2 separate regions of the Homo sapiens genome follow, and region 2 is linked to region 1. Evidence: chromatin loops called from intact Hi-C (ENCODE). Cell type or tissue: PC-9. All regions are shown on one strand. Each heading gives the region's core, and the rest is flanking DNA. Links, peaks and the distances in the headings are about the cores only.

Region 1 (11,523 bases), core at 2,841-6,840:
GCTGCAAACACTGTTGTATTTGGGGGACACATCACAGATGCTTATTTGCACCTTGGACTTTGTCAGGACACTCTGGTTACAGCACAACTTTGTGAACATGGATCACAAGATACTTGGAAAAGCAGTGTTTGCATTAATCAGATTAGGATTAGCTAAAATTTTAATTAAAGAACCAGAGAGTACTTCAGAGGCAAGGAGATGATAGTTACCTGGGATTACTTGCTATTTGTGAAACCAACCAGCTGACCACTTGTGTTGTTTGTCCCAAGGTATAATAATAACTAGATGTTTGCATATTGTGATTGTTTCTGTTCGGATTTAATGGCTGATCTATTTATCATATTAAAAGAGGGATCAAGTTCAAAGATTTCAATGCTCTTTATCTTCTTTCTATATATGATATTTATTTTTAAATGTCCATATTAAATATACATATATACACACGATTCTCAGAATTACGAAGAATGTGCTGTGTAGCATTCAATTATATATATAATTTTTTTTTTGAGATGGAGTTTCCCTCTTGTTGCCCAGGCTGGAGTGCAACGGCATGATCTCGGGTCACAGCAACCTCTGCCTCCCAGGTTCAAGTGATTCTCCTACCTCAGCCTCCTGAGTAGCTGGGATTACAGGCATGTGCCACCATGCTGGGCTAATTTTGTATTTTTAGTAGAGACGGGGTTTCTCCATGTTGGTCAGGCTGGTCTCGAACTCCCAACCTCAGGTGATCCACCGGCCTCTGCTTCACAAAGTGCTGGGATTATAGGCGTGAGTCACCAAGCCTGGCTCCAATTCTGTATATTTTTAAATGTAAGTATAAAGATCAAAGATACAAAGTATATTCACATATCAGTTTCCATGTTGTTATTATTATTATTATTTGCCATTTTAACCATCTCCAGATGAAGAAAACTGAATGTAAAGTTAAATATCTCCTTAACTTTTACTCTATTTAAAAAGAGACTGAATTATTTGTGAGGTAACCCAGTTGTAGCTGTTCTACTCTTCTCTACTGCTAGATTTTGGAAGAACCAAAAAGGAATAAAGCAAAGCATGACACAGAAGAGAAAGCAGAATTATACTGTAGTAGTATGCTCATATTTTATCAGAGTTTGCCTGTACTTTTGCTGATTTTTTTTTCTCCTAGCTTGGACATTTTAAAGGCTTATTTTAAATTTATCTCTTCTGTATTAACAGGTGAGAAGTGGACAAATCAATGTATAAAAACTACTATGGCTATCATCATTTAGAATTTTGTCTTAAAAGTAATTGGATTTCTGGGGTCCTAGACACATAATGATTAGAGATCATGCCACCAGTTCTATATGGAGCCATCTCAATTCATCCTTTCTCAATTTATCCTTTCCAGGCATTTTTCTTGAAACTGCCTAAGTACTGGCGTCTCCCTACGACTATTATATCTGAAAACACATTCAGTTTTCAAACCAGCTGAATTTTATGCCTGACTATTCCTTTTAACTTATACCAATGAAAATCCTTTAATAAATTCACTCACAATTGCTCCACTTTCTCAAACAGAGCACAAAGCATCTAACAATATTTCTTCATGATTGATAGCATACACACTCTTGACTTCATATTCTTCAAAATCTTGGTATTTTTATAAGCATTAGTGCCTTTTTTTTCCCCAGTCAGAAGCACTGACGGATTTATTCTATTGGGTGTTGTCTTCTGTTTGGTCTTTAGCTTTTCTTAGCTGTGATCGTTTATTGCTGAATAATTAAGGGCAATTCTTTCCCACTGAAATACTTTTCAAGTTAAACATTTTTTCCTTAAATTTTTGCCCCAGGCTACTTCTAGATCCAGCGTTGTTCCAGCTTACTGAGCATTCCAGAGGGCTAAGGTCCAAGTTAGCCAAGGTTTTAAAATGTTGACCATGTGGACCTGAATTCTTTCCAGTTACATATTTGCATACTTTTAACAGGAGTGGTTATTTCTCGTCAAAAGACAGAACGCTGGAAATACCAGGGCAAAACTATGTGTTTTTTTCTTGGTGATATCTTGATCTTAGCATTTTACTCTCTCTTCCTGGTTTCTAGCTTGACCTTTGTATTTTAGAGGAGAGTAATAGAGTAACAGTGCACTGAGAAGCAATGGGACATGACAGAATAGTTTCAGCAGTGAAAGTCAGGGAAGCTGGTTTCAACCATTCATTCACAAGCTTAAAGGACTTTGGTATCTGACTTTGTGGATGCCACTTTCTCATCTGTAAAATAAGGGGGTTGGATCGTGTGATTTATAAGGGGCTTTCTTACTTTCTAACATTCCATATTCTATAAAGACAGTTAAAGTCTCCAGAGAGTAAAGAATGTAGAAAATTCCTGAAATTTACTCAGCTCCTTTATTCCTAAATATTTTTGAATTCTGAAATTATTATTATTATTATTTTTTGAGATGGAGTCTCACTCTGCTGCCCAGGCCAAAGTGCGATGGCACAATCTCAGCTCACTGCAATCTCTGCTGCCCAGGTTCAAGTGATTCTCCTGCCTCAGTCTTCTGAGTAGCTGGGATTACAGGCATGTGCCACCATGCCTGGCTAACTTTTGTATTTTCAGTAGAGAAGGGGTTTCACCATGTTGGACAGGGTAGTATCAAATTTCTGACCTCAAGTGATCCACCCGCCTCGGCCTCCCAAAGTGCTGGAGTTACAGCCAAAGCACCTGACCTGAATTCTGAGTTTTGATTCTGTTTTTTTTTTTTTTTTTTTGAGACAGAGTTTTGCTCTTGTCACCCAGGCTGGAGTGCAATTGCACGTTCTCCGCTCACAGCAACCTCCATCTCCCGGGTTCAAGTGATTCTCCTGCCTCAGCCTCCCAAGTAGATGGGACTACCACCGTGCCTAGCTAATAATTTTGTGTATTTTAGTAGAGATGGGATTTCACTGTGTTAGCCAGGATGGTCTTGATCTCTTGACCTCGTGACCCTCCCTCCTTGGCCTCCCAAAGTGCTGGGATTACAGGCGTGAGATACTGCGCCCGGCCCATACTCACAGATTTCTTTGTGATATTATCTCATTTGTTTTCACCACACCCAGATGATGTGGATGGTAGGAGAAATCCCATGCGAATAAGTGGAATATGTTAGTAACTGCTTCCTTGGGTCCTTTTGCCTCTGGACTTAACTCTTTTTTTTTGAGACGGAGTCTTGCTCTGTCACCCATGCTGGAGTGCAGTGGCGCAATCTTGGCTCACTGCAACCTCTGCCTCCCAGATTCAAGCAATTCTCCTGCCTCAGCCTCCCGAGTAGCTGGGATTACAGGCATGTGCTGCCACGCCTGGCTAATTTTTTTGTATTTTTAGTAGAGATGGGGTTTCACCATATTCCCCAGGCTGGTCTCAAACTCCTGACCTTGTGATCCACCCACCTTGACCACCCAAAGTGCTGGGATTAGAGGCATGAGCCACTGCACCTGGCCTGGACTTAACTCTTAAATGATGTTACCCAGGAAAACCAATCTATGACTAAGGCAAAAAAAAAAAAAAAAAAAAAAAAAAAAAAAGTTGCACAGAGAAGAGTGGAAATATCAGTAAATCAGAAGCTAGGCAGGCCTAATCCCTAATCCACTTGGTGACCTTCTGCAAAACACCTTTCTGTTAGCCTTTTCACCCGTGAATTTTTTTTTTTTTTTGAGACGGAGTTTCGCTTTGGTTAGCCAGACTGGAGTACAATGGTGCGATCTCAGCTCACTGCAACCTTCGCCTTCTGGGTTCAAGGGATTCTCCTGCCTCAGCCTCCTGAGTAGCTGGGATTACAGGAACCTGCCATCACACCCAGATAATTTTTGTATTTTTAGTAGAGATGGGGTTTCACCGTGTTGGCCAGGCTGGTCTTGAACTCCTGACCTCAGGTGATCCACCTTCCTCGGCTGCCCAAAGTGCTGGGATTACAGGCGTGAGTCACTGTGCCTGGCTTACTTGTGAAATTAAAGCTTCAACTTTTACTCCTTAGGAACGTCTCACAAATTTCCACACATAAATCTAAAGTAGACACTCCTGCTTGCCAAAAGCATACTCTCTAAAACATTGGTTCTCAGACGGACATAGTGGCTCATGCCTGTAATCCCAGCACTTTGGGAGGCCGAGACGGGTGGATCACTTGAGATCAGGAGTTTGAAACCAGCATGGCCAACATCGTGAAACCCCATTTCTACTGAAAATACAAAAAAAATTAGCCAGGTATGGTGGTGCGTGCCTGTAATCCCAGCTACTCGGGAGGCCGAAGCAGGAGAATCACTTGAACCTGGGAGGCGGAGGTTGCAGTGAGCCAGATCCCGCCACTGCACTCTAGCCTGGGAGATAGAGCGAGACTCTGTCTTGGAAACAAACAAACAAACAAACAAACAAAAAAATTGGTTCTTGAGCAGGGCAATTTCACCTCCAAGGGGACATTTGACAATGGCTGGGGACATTTTTGGTTGTCACATCTGGGGTTGGGGAGTGAAGTGCTATTGGCATCTAATACGTAGAGGCCAGGGATGCTGCTGAACATCCTGCAGTGCACAGGACAGCCCCTGACAGCATTAAACAGTCCAAAATGTCAATTGTTTTTTGAGGTTGAGAAACGCTGGTCTAAAAGAAATGACAGGACAGGTGGCTTGGCTCATGCCTATCATCCCAGCACTTTGGGAGGCTGAGGCGAGTGGATCACCTGAGGCCAGTAGCTTGAGACCAGCCTGGCCAACATGGTGAAACCTCTTCTCTACTAAAAATACAAACAATAGCCGGGCGTGGTGGCCCACACCTGTAATCCCAGCTATTCAGAAGGCCAAGGCAGGAGAATCGCTTGAACCCGGGGGGCAAAGATTGCAGTGAGCTAAGATCATGCCACTGCACTCCAGCCTGGGTGACAGAGTGAGACTCTCAAAAAAACAAACAAACAAAAAAACAGAAATGACTCAAATGTTTACAGTGATTACTTCTGGATGGGATTATGATAATTGTTTCTCTACTGTTCTAAAAAACTTTCTGTTCTTTCCAAATGTTTAATATTGAGCACTTATTTTACAATCATTAAACAAAGAAATGACAACAACTGTTAAAAAAAAATTCTTAAGAACTGAAAGGCAAACACCACCACCACTAAAGCCATGTCCCCCAGATCTAGGTTGTGAGTCACATGATACCGACTTCAGAGGCAGCATGTCTCAAGGCCTCTCCAATGTGTGTCAGGGACAGCAGTGGGAGTAGGGCCCTCTGAGTCAGCCTCTTTGACCTGGGATGCTGCAGGAGATCTTAGCAAACATTCAAGATTTTCACTGAGTCATTTGCCTGTGGCATTGATCTGCTCACTCAAGTCTTCCGGTGTTTTGGTGTGAGGGAGGCTAAAGAGGAAAAACAGCTGTTTAGTTTCTCATTGATTTGTATTGTCATTGAGCAATACCTGGAGCCCAAGTGGATGTCTTTTATTCTGTGGCCTCCACAGCTGGGTCAGTGTGGAAGGCTTCAGACCATGAGAAATTGTTCCTGGGAGTCAATTATTTTAATAAGTGAGATATCAGAGTATATTCACAGAAAGAGGCTTCCCTGGCACTGTAAGGGCAGCCAGGAATAAAATAAAAATGCTTCTTCAGTGAAGATAATTGTCCAAATTGAAGACATAGGAAATATTTCTAATTTGCCTGTGTATTTGGTGAACATTTCTCTCTCTCTCTCTCTTTCTCTCTTTCTCTCTCTCTCTCTCTTTCTGTCTCCATAAATGAAGACATGGGAAAATCTATTAAAAATTAAATTAAAATGCAACACTTTTACATAAACAAAATTCCCAATCACTCTCCTTACTTTACCTCAGCCCAACCAAATGTGAGTTAAATCTCTTCCCTTTCCCATGGGACACTAGCATCTTGGTGGCCCAGCTCAGTAGCTAAGCATAGAGTAATGAGTTTGTTAAATAATTTCAATTACATTGTTTTTGAGATTCCAGGGTCACAGGGAAATTCTGACCTGAATTATCTGGATGAACTCTCACAATTGTGCACTGCCTTGTTCAAATTTGGGAAGTGCTGAGAAGCACTCATCCAAGGGGTAGATCTGGACTTCAGCTCATGCAGCATAATAGAATTTCAGGCTCAGTGATTTCTAATCTGTTACCACTTGCCATTTTCTACTTGAAGAGGGCAGACACCTTCACTGATCTCTGTTTCTATTTCATCTTTTGAAAAATCGGGATGATAATGGTTATCTGGTTTACATGCTTTTACATGCTTGTCAGGAGTTATTTTAAAGCACTTTACAAATATAAAAATGTACAATAAAATTGCAGAGTCGGATGCAGCAACCCCTGTATCCTTTGAGGAATCTATCACAATTCATACCCCTCCCAAGCCAACTTTTCTGGTACTACTCTGGAAAATTGTGCTTATACAGTTAAAATTTTTATTTTCAAAAAGTTGTGTAATTCCCTTTTTCAACCATTTTTTTTTGTTATAAGAAATGCAATTAAAAACATACTTTTCTTTCCAAATAGAAGAGCCTATTCTGCCTTATAAGAATTGTTTGAAAGATTGAAGGACAAATGAAGTCATACAACTTCTCTGATACCATATTGAACTCAAATGAACACATTTTGAGGTAAGAAATGAGCCTGGAAGATTTTTCTTTTTTTTTTTTTTGAGATGGAGTCTTGCTTCGTCGCCCAGGCTGGAGTGCAATGGCGCAATCTTGGCTCACTGCAACCTCCGCCTCCTGGGTTCAAGTGATTCTCCTGCCTCAGCCTCCTGAGTAGCTGGGATTACAGGAGTGCTCCACCAGGCCTCACTAATTTTTTGTATTTTTAGTACAGATGGGTTTTCACCATGTTGGCCAGGTTGGTCTCAGACTCCTGACCTCATGATCCACCCGCCTTGGCTTCCCAAAGTGCTGGGATTACAGGCGTGAGCCACTGTGCCTGGCAAGAGATAGAATTTTTCACAAAAATAACTCATACCAGAAACTTTGTAGGCCCCCACCGATGCCCATAATCTTTAGGAAACAAACTCTAGTGTCACCTATTTCCTGATACCTTCTGTAACGACCAGGTCATATTCTGAGTTCCTACAGCACTCAGTGTTTCTCATCGGAGCTGTAGCAATGGAGTAATAAATGGCACTGCTCAGGAAGAGAGAATTCAGAAAGAAAAGAGCAGGGCCTAGAAAAGGAACAAACTTATCGGATGTGTAGAGAAAGAATCTGCAAAGCAAGTAATAAAATCCAGAAAAACGTGGTATCATGGTGGTCACAAAAAAAAGAGTGGTTAAATTTTCGAAAATGGAGACAAACCACTCACCATGATCGTGCCATCTGAATAGAAACACAGAAATGATGACAAAAAAATGGCTAAAGAAAGAAGGTCAACAACCATGTCCAATGCTTTGGATATTAAGAAGTGTTCAGATGGATTTAGCAAGTAGAAAGTCACTGACACTTGGTGCACAACCAGACCTCAATGTATTTAGGAGGAAACTGTTATTTTGGAACAATTGAAAGCTTTCATTTGGCTGAGAAATATCAACTCATTCTTAAATAGGTATGTTAGAAGGAGCCTCTGGGCCTGATATCTCCTTGATTACAAGGAAAATGAATAATAGTTGCGTCTGATAACCATGACATATCACCCCTATGTTTGCTTGTAGCTTTCAGCAGCTCAGAACATTGTTGAAAACACTCATTATCCCAATATCCCCAACAGGGAAGTGTTAAAACCTGCCTTGTGCAACTGTCAATCTCTGATGATTAGATAAAAACAATTATGTCATGAGTTGTAGCTATTGTTATTTACTTCCCAAGAGCCAGATTACACAGGTATCTGATTGCTGAAGCAATGTCTGGATGTACCACGAAATTCCACATGCATGTACAGTATAAACACCTCTGGCTATCACCTTATCTAATTTTGATCAGATACAGGTTAATCCCCTCCTGTATCTTTATATGTCCTGAATTTGCCTCATCCACCTGAACTTTGCCATAATTTACTCTCAATTTGTATGTGTCTGTGATGGAGTTGTTGTCATTTTCCTTTTCTTTTTCTTTTTTTTGAGGCCAAGTCTCTTTCTGTCACCCAGACTGGAGTGCAATGACGCGATCTCAGCTCACTGCAACCTCTGCCTCCCGGGTTCAAGTAATTCCCCTGCCTCAGCCTCCTAAATAGCTGGGACTACAGGTGCATGCCACCATGCCTGGCTAACTTTTTGTATTTTTAGTAGAGACGGGGTTTTACCGTGTTAGCCAGGATGGTCTCTTGATCCGCCCGCCTCCGCCTCCCAAAGTGCTGGGATTACAGGCATGAGCCACCGCGCCCGGCCTCATTTTCTCTATCTGTCTGCTTAATCAGGTTTTGCAAGTTTCACATTTCCTCAACTAAACTTCATTTTACCACCCAAGCAAACTTCATTATAATTATTTTATTTTTCTGATGACATCAGATTTCTGTAGGGGTACCTATTAGCTAGAGATACTTAGATTTTATTTTCCCAGCATGTGACTATTTCCCATTCTATACAACACAATGGCAAGAGCAGGAGTATGTTTTTGGACAATTAAAGAGAGAAAAGGCCGGGCGCGGTGGCCCATGCCTGTAATCCCAGCACTTTGGGAGGCTGAGGTGGGCAGATCATGAGGTCAGGAGATCAGGAGATTGAGACCATCCTGGCTAACACGGTGAAACCCCATCTCTACTAAAAATGCAAAAAATTAGCCGGGCGTGGTGGTGGGCACCTGTAGTCCCAGCTACTCTGGAGGGTGAGGCAGAATGGCGTGAACCCGGGAGGCACAGCTTGCAGTGAGCCGAGATCGTGCCACTGCACTCCAGCCTGGGCGGCAGAGCGAGACTCCGTCTCAAAAAAAAAAAAAAAAAAAAAAAGAGAGAGAGAAAATAACTCAGCTTCATTTAGATTTCTATTATTCTTCTCTGATCCATATAGTGGATGTTCACAGAAGTGTAGGAACCAAAACTATGCAAGTTAAACTGTTAATTTTAGAAGTTTATAGCAGTGATGTGGAAGGCTGACCAAAGTTGGCGCTTTGGTCTCACTATAAGCCATAGTAATAAATACATTAACAATGTCCACAAACAACAGTAGACACCATTTAGTAAGGGCTTGCTCCAAGCCAGGCACTGTTTTCAGCTTAAGTCTCACAGCCTTGTGAAGTAGATTCTGTCCCATCTTAGAGCAAGTTGGTCTGAGGATCCTCAAGGGTAAGGTCTCTTGCCAAAGGTCAGCAGAGGTAGTGAGTTCAGAACTGGGATTTAAATCCAGGCTGTTCTATTTCTATTCCACAATTCTGCCTCAACTGCTTCTCTACATTTTAGGCACACGTTTGAATACTGAAAATTTGGGTCACAGAGTTGGAGATGTTTCTTCTTCTAGGCCCCAAACCGGAGCGGGGTGCAGTGGCTCAAGCCTGTAATCCGCACTACTTGGGAAGCTGAGGCGGGAGGATCGCTTGAGCTCAGGAGTTTGAAGATACAGTCAGCTATGATCCTGCCACTGCACTCTAGCCTGGGCAACAGAACAAGATCCTATCTCTAAAAAAAAAAAAAAATTAAAATTTTAACACAAGGGCCCAAACAAGTCAACAGTAATTACAACATGATCTTTACTACTGTCTAATAACATCTCACAGTGCTTTAAACATACGTAGTTACCATTCTGTCCACTTGGTTGCCTGTAATATTAACTCAGTAAGTAGGAATACTTCCTGCCCTGACTAATATACTCATAAATATATGCTCTAAGTCAAGGGTCTTGCAGGTTCTGATTTAAAAAACACAATTTTTTTGAGGGTCACTGGCTTTACATTATCTCATTCTTTTCAAGTTCCTTTGTACGTAAAACATCCTATGCTCAGTTATATGATCTGTTCAACCTCCTGCTTGACAGATATGAAAACAGTGCTCTCATGTAATTTATGTAATTTACATTTTTACATATTTAGCAGTACACCTTTGTGCTATGTTATATTGTTTGAGAACTAATCTGTTTTTCTGATGGCTGGAAGTCTAAGTGAAAAGATTATACATGAAAATAATTCATGTTTATTATCACTAGGAGAAAGTAAGACAATTTAGTTTGATTCACAAGCATTTGAATCCCTATTGTGTCAGACATTGTATTGGAAACTGGGGATACAAGGAAGATATAACCTCATCTCTCAGAGTTCCCTAGTTATCCCATACATATATACAATTATTATTTGTCAATTAAATTTTTTTTAAAAATTTAGAAAGGAGTTTCCAAGTAAGAAAAATCATAGCGAAATGGTATAATTGGTATAATAACAGTTAATTAGCTATAGTATGAAAATACAGAGGAAGATCTAACTAAGTTGGGGATTATTAAAGAAAATTTAAATTAGCTGGGTGTGGCGGCAGACGCCTGTAACCCCAGCTACTTGGGAGGCTGAGGCAGGAGAATTGCTTGAACTCAGGTGGTGGAGGTTGCAGTGAGATGAGATCACTGGGTAACAGAACAAGACTCCGTCTCAAATAAAATAAAATAAAAAATAAAGAAAATTGGACAGAGATGTGGCATTTGAACTGTCTTTCAGATTAAGAAGAAAGTTACTAGTTAGCCAATTCAAATATAAGATTTACAAACATAGAGTACAGCATGAGCAAAGGTGTGGAGGTACAAAAAGAATAATGTTTTTGAGGGGAGAATAGCAAGTACTCTGGGGGTGGCCAAAGTTTGAGTTGTGTGGTTTTGGTGGTGGATGGAGATGCAGGAAGATTAGGAAGTAGATTGAGATCAGATTGAGAAAGGTCTTCCAGACCAGATGAAAAATTTTGCCATATTTAGGCAATAGGGAGCCCCAGAAATTGTTCAACCATCATCAGCTTTACATTTCACTATGGTAATTTGGCTTCATAAGAAGCATGGGTTGGAGATTGATAAGAGCAGACTCCAAGGGGCCAATTCATTAAACTCAACTGCCAATAATGCAAGAGACAATGAAAGCCAGAATGAACACAGTGACCATGGATGCCAGAGGCATTTCTAGGATTTTTGTAGAGGACTTAAGAGACCATTTGGGAGGGGAGGAAGGCAGAAGATAAGGGGAAAGAAGGAGTTGATATCTTTGATGACTGATGGCACTTTTGCTAAGATGAAGAATAAATGGTAGCAAGAATAAATTGACTGGGCGCAGTGGCTCATGCCTGTAATCCAACCATTTTGGGAGGCTGAGATGGGTGGATCACCTGAGGCCAGGAGCTCGAGACCAGCCTGGCCAACATGGTGAAACCCCATCTCTACTAAAAATAAAAAAAATTAGCTGGGCATGGTGGCGGGTGCCTGTAATCCCAGCTATTCGGGAGGCTGAGGCAGGAGAATCGCTTGAACCTCGAAGGTGGAGGCTGCAGTGAACGAGATCAAGTTATTGCATTCCAGCCTGGACAACAGGAGCAAAACTCTGGCTCAAAAAAAAAAAAAAAAAAAAAAAAGTATAAATTGGGGGAGGGGAGGAGATATAGGATTCCTATTGGAATGTATTGAGTTTGAGATTCCAGCCTGGACATATGGCACTC
Region 2 (8,992 bases), core at 3,352-7,351, 270 kb after region 1:
AGTTAAGACAACAGATTGGTCTAGAAATTTGTTTTTATTGTCAGAAAAGCTGTTATAATGGCTGTCCTGCTTGGTTTCACTACTGATTTTGCAACTATGTTAGTCCACTATTGTTCATATTGAAATTCTTAAATATCTAACATGTTTTTCCAGTTCTCTCGTGGGCAGATCCATTATCAAAATCTCTGCACTGTCTTTTTCTGTTTATTAATTCTTCAGACAGTGGTCAAGCTTGCTTCTGGCTAATTTGAAGAGAATATTGAGTTTTTTGAGCATACAAAGATATTCACACACTTTCCAAAGTTCCAGAAGCAAACTGACCATTATTCTATTATTCACCTTCACGTCAATGCTTGGCACAAATATTCTTTTCCTAACCCTAGGAGGCTGATGAGGGAGGGGGATGTCATGTAGAGGGAGGTGTGGGGCAGGTGTAATGTAAAATTAGTAGGCTGACTCTGCACAAAGGTCCTCACACACAATCGTTCCATTATTTTATGAAGCATGAGGATATAATGCCTGAGCTTAACCATTTTCTACAGAAACAATTAAAAATGTACGGGGATGTTTTATTCAATTCCATTGGCTTGTGACTGGAGATATTGAATTACTCCTTTAGGAATCGCTGAGTAGTGGAGGTTATTTACGCAGATGTTGTTAACATCAACATTTATAGATAAAATCCATTTTGCTATGATTTGGTTGAATGATTAGTAACCTTTATTTACGCACTTATTTTTTGAAATACACATGATAGTTTCTGTGCTAATATTTTTAAATGATGAAAGCACAGAATATCTTTATCATAGCAGGATATTGAGAAATGGCAGAGAACACACAGTGAGAGAGAAAATGAGTTTTGGACATTGCTCCAACACTGCTTCACTGGGTACTCTCCCGCCAGGTTTATCACCTTTTTTTCTTCACTTTCTCAGTTGATCAGATGTGAATAATTTACCTGACATGTACATGTCGCTGATGTAATAAGGAGAGTTAAATAAAAGAAGCTTTCATTTTCTTTGATCTTCCAGGAAGAAAAGAATTTTATAAGGCTAAAGTGTTACAATGATTTTTACTGACAGATGATGGGATCATGCCTGGGTAAGGGACTTAGTGAGCCGAGCTGATTAGTAATGCATGAGTAAAGATAGGATGAGCATTAACATTCGGATATTATTATGCCAGGACTTATTTTTCTAGCTTATGGCTCTTGAGTTATTTGTTTAAAATGTCTTTGTGATACTTATTTTGAAATTTTGAAATTTATTTATAGATGTATACACAAATAATAAGCATATACATACAAACAATGTGCACGTATATAGGTACAAATATATGTGGTTTTAGGCAAGTCTCGATTTTGAATTACGTGCAAAATTATATTTTAGAATTGATCAGGTTATGCAGCAATGAAACAACCTCAAAATCGTAGCAGCTCATAAAAGGAACATGTTCAATGTGGGGTGGAAGAAGAGCTTTGCTCTTAGAACTTACCTTCACTTTAGAGACCCAGACTGATGGAATAGGATCCATCTGAAACATTGCTATCACACTAGCAGAGAATGAAGAGAAGGAAAACCACACAGGACTTTTAAAGTTTCTACCCAGCAGTAAGGACCTAATTTCTATTCATACTTTATTGGCCAAAACAAGTGATGTCACCACCTGATTTTTAGGAAGACTCAAAGTGTATTACATCAACATGTATTGGTATTGGGGAGTATAATCTAGTGCTTTGCAATTCTAACCCATTAGCTGGGACTATCACTTGCTTACTTGCTCACTTTTTTGGCGTTCCCTCTCTCTTGCTGTCCTGTAACAAAAGTATACTGTATTGTTTTAAAATCTGTCTTCTCATTAGAAAAAAATAGTTTAACTTCCTACAAAGTCTTTGTTCAATTCATTATGGTAAAATATCATTCGTATCTATTGTCCGAAATCTTGTCAACAAGACAGCCCAAATTGTGACAATATTCCACTTTTCAAATAAATGAGTTAACTTTGGGTTGGCAAAAGTTCAATTATAGTGGAAACTAATTTCTTCATCTAAATTAAAAATGTCTCTATAATGAACCAAATTTACGTTGGATTGGCTAAACAACTATTCAGGGAGTACAAAATGCTAAACCTAGCTATAAATGTTGAGGGCTTCATTATAGATAGGACAGTTTAAAAGACAGGGCTCCCCTTACATTTTTAAAATAAGTGCACATATATCTTCTTTTTGATTTTGAAATAATAAATTGCTATTTATATTGATTTATGGTGCTAATGAATTTTCTCATCCAAGAAGAGTGAAACTTATTTTGTTGAAATAATCAACTAAGCCATCAAGTAAAAGTGACCACACCTAAGTTGTTCCCACCTAAAAGTAGTATTTTAAAATGCTTATAAAAACTCAGATGCACAAAGCAGAGAATTCCCAAGACAAGCTAAAGTAAGAAAGTAAACAGATAAACTAAATTTAAATAAATGTGTGGAATTTTCATCTCAAAAACCTATAAGCTAGTTATAAATTTTCAATAAAACCCTATTTTAGGAGGCACAAACACATCATTGCAATTGGCTTTAAAACACCATATCACCTACAAAGAGAAAATGATCAACATCAGAAAGAGAAAATTTATTTTAATTTTTTTCTTTCATTAAGCAAAAAACTTTTTTCATTTGTACAGTCGTGGCCCACTGCAACCTTGACCTCCTGTCATTAAGCAAAAACTAATTATTCATGACAGAAGTGATTAATGCAAATGTACAGTTTTTTTGAGTAGAAGAAGTGACTTTAAGGGTTAATTATTTTTAACAAGTTATATTTATAGGTGTATTAGTCAATGATATAAGTGTTGGGGAAAGTTTATTTTAGAATTAGAAGAAAGAAGTAAAACAATTGTAAATATTGTTTACTCTGTTGTAGTTTAAATTCACTAATGATAGTAGGTATAGTTAGTTACAGCATCCTTTCTATGAAATAATTATGATATGCAATTCCTACAATAATGGGGAAAGTGGCAAAATGTGTTTAGAAGTTGGAAATAGATAAGTGCAGTTTCTTTATGAAAAGGGTTTGTCTGGTTGAAAGTGGCAGTGTATTTTCTGCCTTTGGAAAAGAAGCATGATGTCAAATAAACAGGTGCAGTGTGACTTTGTTATGGAGTAAAGACTCAAAACTGAGCAGAGTTCTGTTTTCTTTCTAGGATGGGCTCCTTCTTTGCTCCCAGCCTCCCAGGCATCAATATCCTTCGACTCCATACATCCATGTACTTCCAGTGCTGGGCCGTTATGTGCTGCAATGTTCCTGAGGCCAGGGTCTTCAAAGCTTCCAGATCAAATAACTTCTACCTGGGCATGCTACTGCTCATCCTCTTCCTGTCCACAATGCCTGTCTTGTACATGATCGTGTCCCTCCCACCATCTTTTGATTGTGGTCCATTCAGGTCTCTTGCTTTTGAAATTTGACTCAGGCATCGTGTTCTTTCGGGGGTGGAGGTGGGAATGGTCATTCATTGTATAAGCTATTTTTTCCCCCCAAACAATGACATTTTTGGTTGGTGGAAATGAGATCCCGGCTGGGCGCAGTGGCTCATGCCTGTAATCCCAGCACTTTGGGAGGCTGAGGCAGGCAGATTACCTGAGGTCAGGAGTTCGAGACAAGCCTGGCCAACACGGTGAAACCTCGTCTCTACTAAAAATACAAAGAAAAAAAAATTAGTCGCGTGTGGTGGTGGGTGCCTGTAATCCCTGCTACTTGAGAGGCTGAGGCAGGAGAATCACTTGAGCTCAGGAGGCGGAGGTTGCAGTGAGCTGAGATGGTGCCATTGCACTCCAGCCTGGAGGACAAGAGCAAAACTCTGTCTCAAAAAAAAAAAAAAAGAAAGAAATGAGATCCTTTGGGTATTCAGGTTCAATAGGTGACATGGAGATTCTTAGGCAAGTTCTGTCTATTTCCTCATTTGGGAATCATAAAAGAGAAAATACTTTATACTTTTCCAGGCTCTGCCTGGGTAAAATATGTATGGTGAATCTGAGCTGTTTCCATGTTAGAGGATAGCTAAGAGCAAGGTCTGATGACAGTGGTCTGGATGTGAGTTTGCCTGACTCTGGGCCGTCACATCCAGACGTGGTCAGCTATCACTACTTCTCTTGTGCATTACTACCTTAAAAAGAGAGAGAGAGAGACAGACAGAGAGAGAGAGAATACCCCACACTTTACCTAGGAAAGAGAATTATTACTAAATACTAATGAGCATAAGGAGGGCCACCCAATTTGTTATCCAAAATATCACATGCTAGTGAAAAAAATTAAGGCTGTTCCACATATATATTCTCTCCTAATTATCATTCAAGTCAGGAATCGAGAGTCACAACGGCTCCTTGATCCAATTTAGAGATACACATTTCTACAGTTCTCTATGACAGAGCTCTCTTCTCTCTATGACACATATCAGAAACCTAAGTCCCTGGGATCTGGAGGATGAAGTTTCTTTCCCTAAAGGGCCTTAGAAATGAATCTACTACAAGTTCTCCCAAGAATCTCTGCATGTTGATTCACTGGCCAGCATGCACTTGAGCTGTTTCTCCTTTTCAGTGAAGGAAATGAGACTGTAAAAAGCCATGTGAATGATATGCATGATGCTGTAATGCCCACATATAATTCCTCCATTATGTTGTCAGACCCAAGTTATTTAATTAAAGTCAAAAGGTTCATTGCTGACAGACTAAGTATATAAGAGACATTTTCACTCTTAACAGTAGTCTGAGTTATTGCTTTGCTGGAAAACAAGAAAATGTTAAGCCAGCTGATCGAGTTAAACTAGCTGGACCTCTGTCTACTCAGAGAACTGATGTTGAGAAGCTCTGTTAATTCCGTTGTGTGTGTGTGTGTGTGTGTGTGTGTGTGTGTGTGTGTGTGTGTGTTTCCAAGTGGGCTGAAATAAATAATGCAGACAGTGACATCTGGAGACTAAATATGAAATTACAGTCTTGATGAGACATTCGTCTCAATAAATTCCGAACCAATCTCAGAGTACAAAGTTCAAGGAATATGCCATTCAAAGGCTTTAGTTAATTGCAAATTATTCACACTACTTATTATCCAGGATAAGTTTAGGTGTGCATTAAGCTATTAATTGGAAGTTGATCCTTCTCAGTAAAACATAGCAAAGGACCCTAGCTGCCTGTAAGGGAAACCACACAATGTAAACATGGATCTCCACAGATGCATTCAGATTTACAATACGTCTTAGACATGAACAATAGTTGCACAATTTCAGCTTCTTAAGCCCTAACTCTTCTGGCTTTCCTAATTGGCAAACTTAGGCAAAATTATGGCATGTAAATCACTATTTTGAAATCAGGGAAATTTATTTTTTATTTTTAAAATTATTTATTTGTTTTTTAATTTCCATAGGTTATTGGGGAACAAGTAGTGTTTGGTTACTTGAGTCAGTTCTTTAGGGTGATTTGTGAGAAATCAGGGAATTTTAAATATTTTCAATGGAGTACTGGGAAGGGTTATCTCTATGCTATTTAGATTTTTTTTTTCATGTCAGTTTCCTCACTTTAGAGCCAAAGGATGTTTGCATTGTTTATTTGTCTGGACTTAAAAGTTTGAAAGGATTGTCCTGCTCTAGAAATGAGGTGAGAATGCTTGTATGCTTGTACTAGTGGGTGCCTCATAGCTTGTCATCTTTATGAACCCCAAGTTTTAGGTGATTTGCTTAACCTTCCTGGTGAAGGTTGTCTGACTCTATCTAGATCCTGGGCAAGCAGGAATTTAGGAAATATAAATTTGAACTAGGTTACTGGAGGTATCACAGTGATGGCTAGTTGCTCTCCAGTGTAGGGAAGTTTTCAGGTAAGATGGCTATAGTATATTTATCCATTCAGTAAAGCAATTTGATGAGATATTCTAGCTTGTCTGGTTTTATAAGACCTGGCTAGAGAGGGTAAATTTTCCAAGAAATTATTCCAATAGGCTAGTAAGTGGATTTATCGTAAATAGTTGACAATTTAAAGATGTCCAGATGAAGGCAATTCTAATTGTTCTATAGCATTTCCTGACACCTGATGTTTCCTCCCATCTATGTCAATAATTCTGAACAATTTATAGTTCTCTAGGTTTTTATATACATCCCTGCTTACATTATGACAATTTTATTTTTCATATATTTTCATCTTACTGCAAAGATAATATGTGTTTATGCTAGAAAACCTAAACATTGTAGAAATATTTTTACATGAAAAGAAACATGGCCCATAATCTTGAAAACCTGAAATAACAACTTTTTAGCATTTTATATTCTGTTTTGCCTTTCATGCATGATTTTTCATAACTGAGCTTGTACTGACACAGGATGTTTCTCAGCCTCTTCACTGGACTCACAGAGGGGCACCCTGTCTACTCGGCCTGCTGTGCTTAACCCCTTGTGGGAGGAAGCACGTGGGCAAGTGAGTGCGGGATCTGGCGAGACACACTGGGCACTGACACAGGAGCAAGCTCCATGTGGGGCCCGTGGCCAGACCAGGTGTGTCACCTTGAGGAGAATGCAATGGTGCCCAAGTGCCTATGACCCTAAAGCCCCAGAGGGGGTGTTACAATGCTTCCTGAGTTCCACCATCCTCAGCCTGATGGATGGCAGTGTCTTAGCAGCTCAGTTGGCCCCTTGCCTCATCATGTGGGGCAGCTGCCCTCCACTGGAGAGGGCAAAGGGCCAGTGTGACAGTCTTTCCTGGGTTCCCACAATCGGTGGGTCCCAAGCTCTTGTCCAGCATCCAAGAAGAATGAGGTCACATGGATTATTGAAGGATGGTGAAGGAGGAGAATTTTATTGAGTAATGAAATTGGCTCTCAGCAGAGAGGGCAGTTGGAGAGGGGCCAGGAAGGGCAGGTCATCTTCCCCAAAGTCAGGTTGTCTCTTCTCCAAAGTCAGGCCGACTCTTCCCCAAAGTCAGGCCGTCTCTCCCCTCTACCAACTGAGTCTGTGGTCTTTATAGGCACAGGATGGAAGTGTGTGCTGACTGGTTTGTGAGTATGCAAAAAAGGCTAAAGTGAAGGTGTCACTCAAAGGTAGACACGACAGTATAGAAACCCAACTAGGAAAGGGTAGGTATATGTAAAATAGGTGAAGGGTGGGGATGAATCAGAGGAAAGTGCGCCAAACAGGAAGACAAGTTCTCAATCCGGTCTGAGGATTTAACTTGGACCTTGGCTTTCAGGCTTTAAACTGTCTTTGGCTTGGAGGTGGCATTTCACCAGGTACCTGCCCCTATCTGCCTAGGCATTTGGCTGCCTCCTGTTGCTATCAGTATACTAGGTGCAGGTTTTTTAGTATTAAAAGTTAAAATTATATTGTGAGACTGCTATTATATTGGTCATTTGCAATCATGCTTTATGCATCTATTTTTCTTAATAGTTTAGCTGACTTCTAGAGATTGGGGATAGAGAAGTTTCCTCTCTGTGGATCTAGGACACAGTAAAGTGCTGGTCAATAATTTGAATGAATGAATGAATAATGACTGCTTATTGTGCACTAAGCACTAGAAGAGACACAGGGTTAAGTCCATGCATTAAGCATTGATTCTGGTCCTGTGGCACTTATCACCCAGCTGGGAAGACAGGCCTCCTCATAAACTGTTCTAATCTAGAGTGGCGCTATGCCTACAGCAGGACTATGGATAGACACAGACAACTGGAAAACAATTCTGAGAATATTGTATGATAGCATACTTTGGCTAACCTGGCAGGAGAAGGCATTGCCAGGGACATGTAGATGCGTCCATAATTTGTACGTAATTAAGATATCTGGACTCCTTTCTTTGGTAAAAGACCTGACCTGAAAAAGGTACACAGGAATCCCCAGGGACTTAGCAACTTTGCTTTGGGTCACACTGGATGCTGAGAAGGCCTTTGTGTGTAGGGATAATTTCATAAAATTTGAATGCCCCCACTCTAACTACGTTCATCAGCTATGACCTGAGGTGCTGGAGAAGGGAGGATAGATGGTCTTATCTTTTTTGGTACTTTTAATTTATCTGCTTATCCTGTATTCCATCTGGCTGGGGCTGCATTGGGGGGTATGAACAATTTGGAATGGTGAAAAATAAAACATATTGGAATAGGGAGTTATAATCTTATATTGCTTGTAAGCTTCATTCCCTCTTATGTATCATAAGTCTTGAAAATTAGAGTGTAGATCTTTAATTTGTGAAGCAAAACTTGTACCTCTGTAGTCCAATGACTACTGACAAAATATATGGAGTCACTATGTCTGCTGGAAGATAGTATTGGTTAGACCAGGAGAAAAAAACCATAATCTGGGACTTGCGTGTCATTGTTATTTAGTAGTTGAAAATGCTTAAAGATTAAAATACAAAAGCAAAACTAAACATTGTATTAAATGTTGCACCAACATTTATTCTGATGATGCATACAATTTGGTGAAACCCAACCCAAATCTCTTCTGAAAATTACATCTTTTCGTAGTACAATCAGTATGCATATACAGAGAAAATAATGATGTAATGAATATTTTGAATATTATGGTACAATTCTAGCTATTCCTTAGTAAGTCAAGACATCCTGTTCTCAGTTTTCTAGTTTATAGGAGCTGATACTTGCCTTCATGGAGCTTAGCAGTGGAGCTAAGCTGGTATTCATTAGGGCCTGTCCAGGAGAAGAAACTGAGAGGGAAAAAACCCATGATTCGGTGTGGTTACCTTACCTATTAACATATCTGATGAAGGAAGTCTGGTGGAAAATGAGGTGGAAGCTATTGCGTGGAAAGAGATATTGGATTATATGTGGATTTTATTCCACTGGGCTATTCCTTGCTCTCATTTCCAAGGCTAATTAAAAATACTTAGCTCAAAGAGAGTGTTCTCCTACAAGAGCAGCTGACTGAGAGGCAGACTTATGAGCTATTTACAAAATATATTTCAATCAAAATCTTAGAAATACAGTTTTTAAAAATCTTCTCCTAAATATGTGGTTAAT

What was found. Peaks named below come from ENCODE experiments on the same cell type or tissue, not always from the same donor. Only the 100,000 strongest peaks of a DNase experiment are listed, where the experiment ranks them.
Region 2: a loop joins it to region 1, with 4 times the contacts of the local background. A loop is called at or near these places in 1 of 110 quality-filtered maps.

The regions. Positions count from the first base shown.
Region 1 is chr9:72,552,485-72,564,007 of GRCh38, forward strand. All of the region lies in intron 1 of TMC1 (transmembrane channel like 1), which reads left to right. LOC101927191 (a long non-coding RNA gene) reads right to left here. Exons shown (of 5, transcript XR_242619.5): 5 at 5,138-5,341. Among named protein-coding and RNA genes, the nearest start is that of TMC1, 37 kb to the left of the region's middle. RefSeq lists an enhancer at 4,838-6,037. In PC-9, for the core only: no CTCF peak of the experiment used is centred there; DNase peaks (open chromatin) are centred at 4,797 and 5,237; H3K27ac peaks cover 3,980 bases.
Region 2 is chr9:72,817,648-72,826,639 of GRCh38, forward strand. TMC1 (transmembrane channel like 1) reads left to right here. Exons shown (of 24, transcript NM_138691.3): 20 at 3,195-3,434. Among named protein-coding and RNA genes, the nearest start is that of LINC01474, 52 kb to the right of the region's middle. In PC-9, for the core only: a CTCF peak has its summit at 4,946 (motif pointing left); a DNase peak (open chromatin) is centred at 4,944.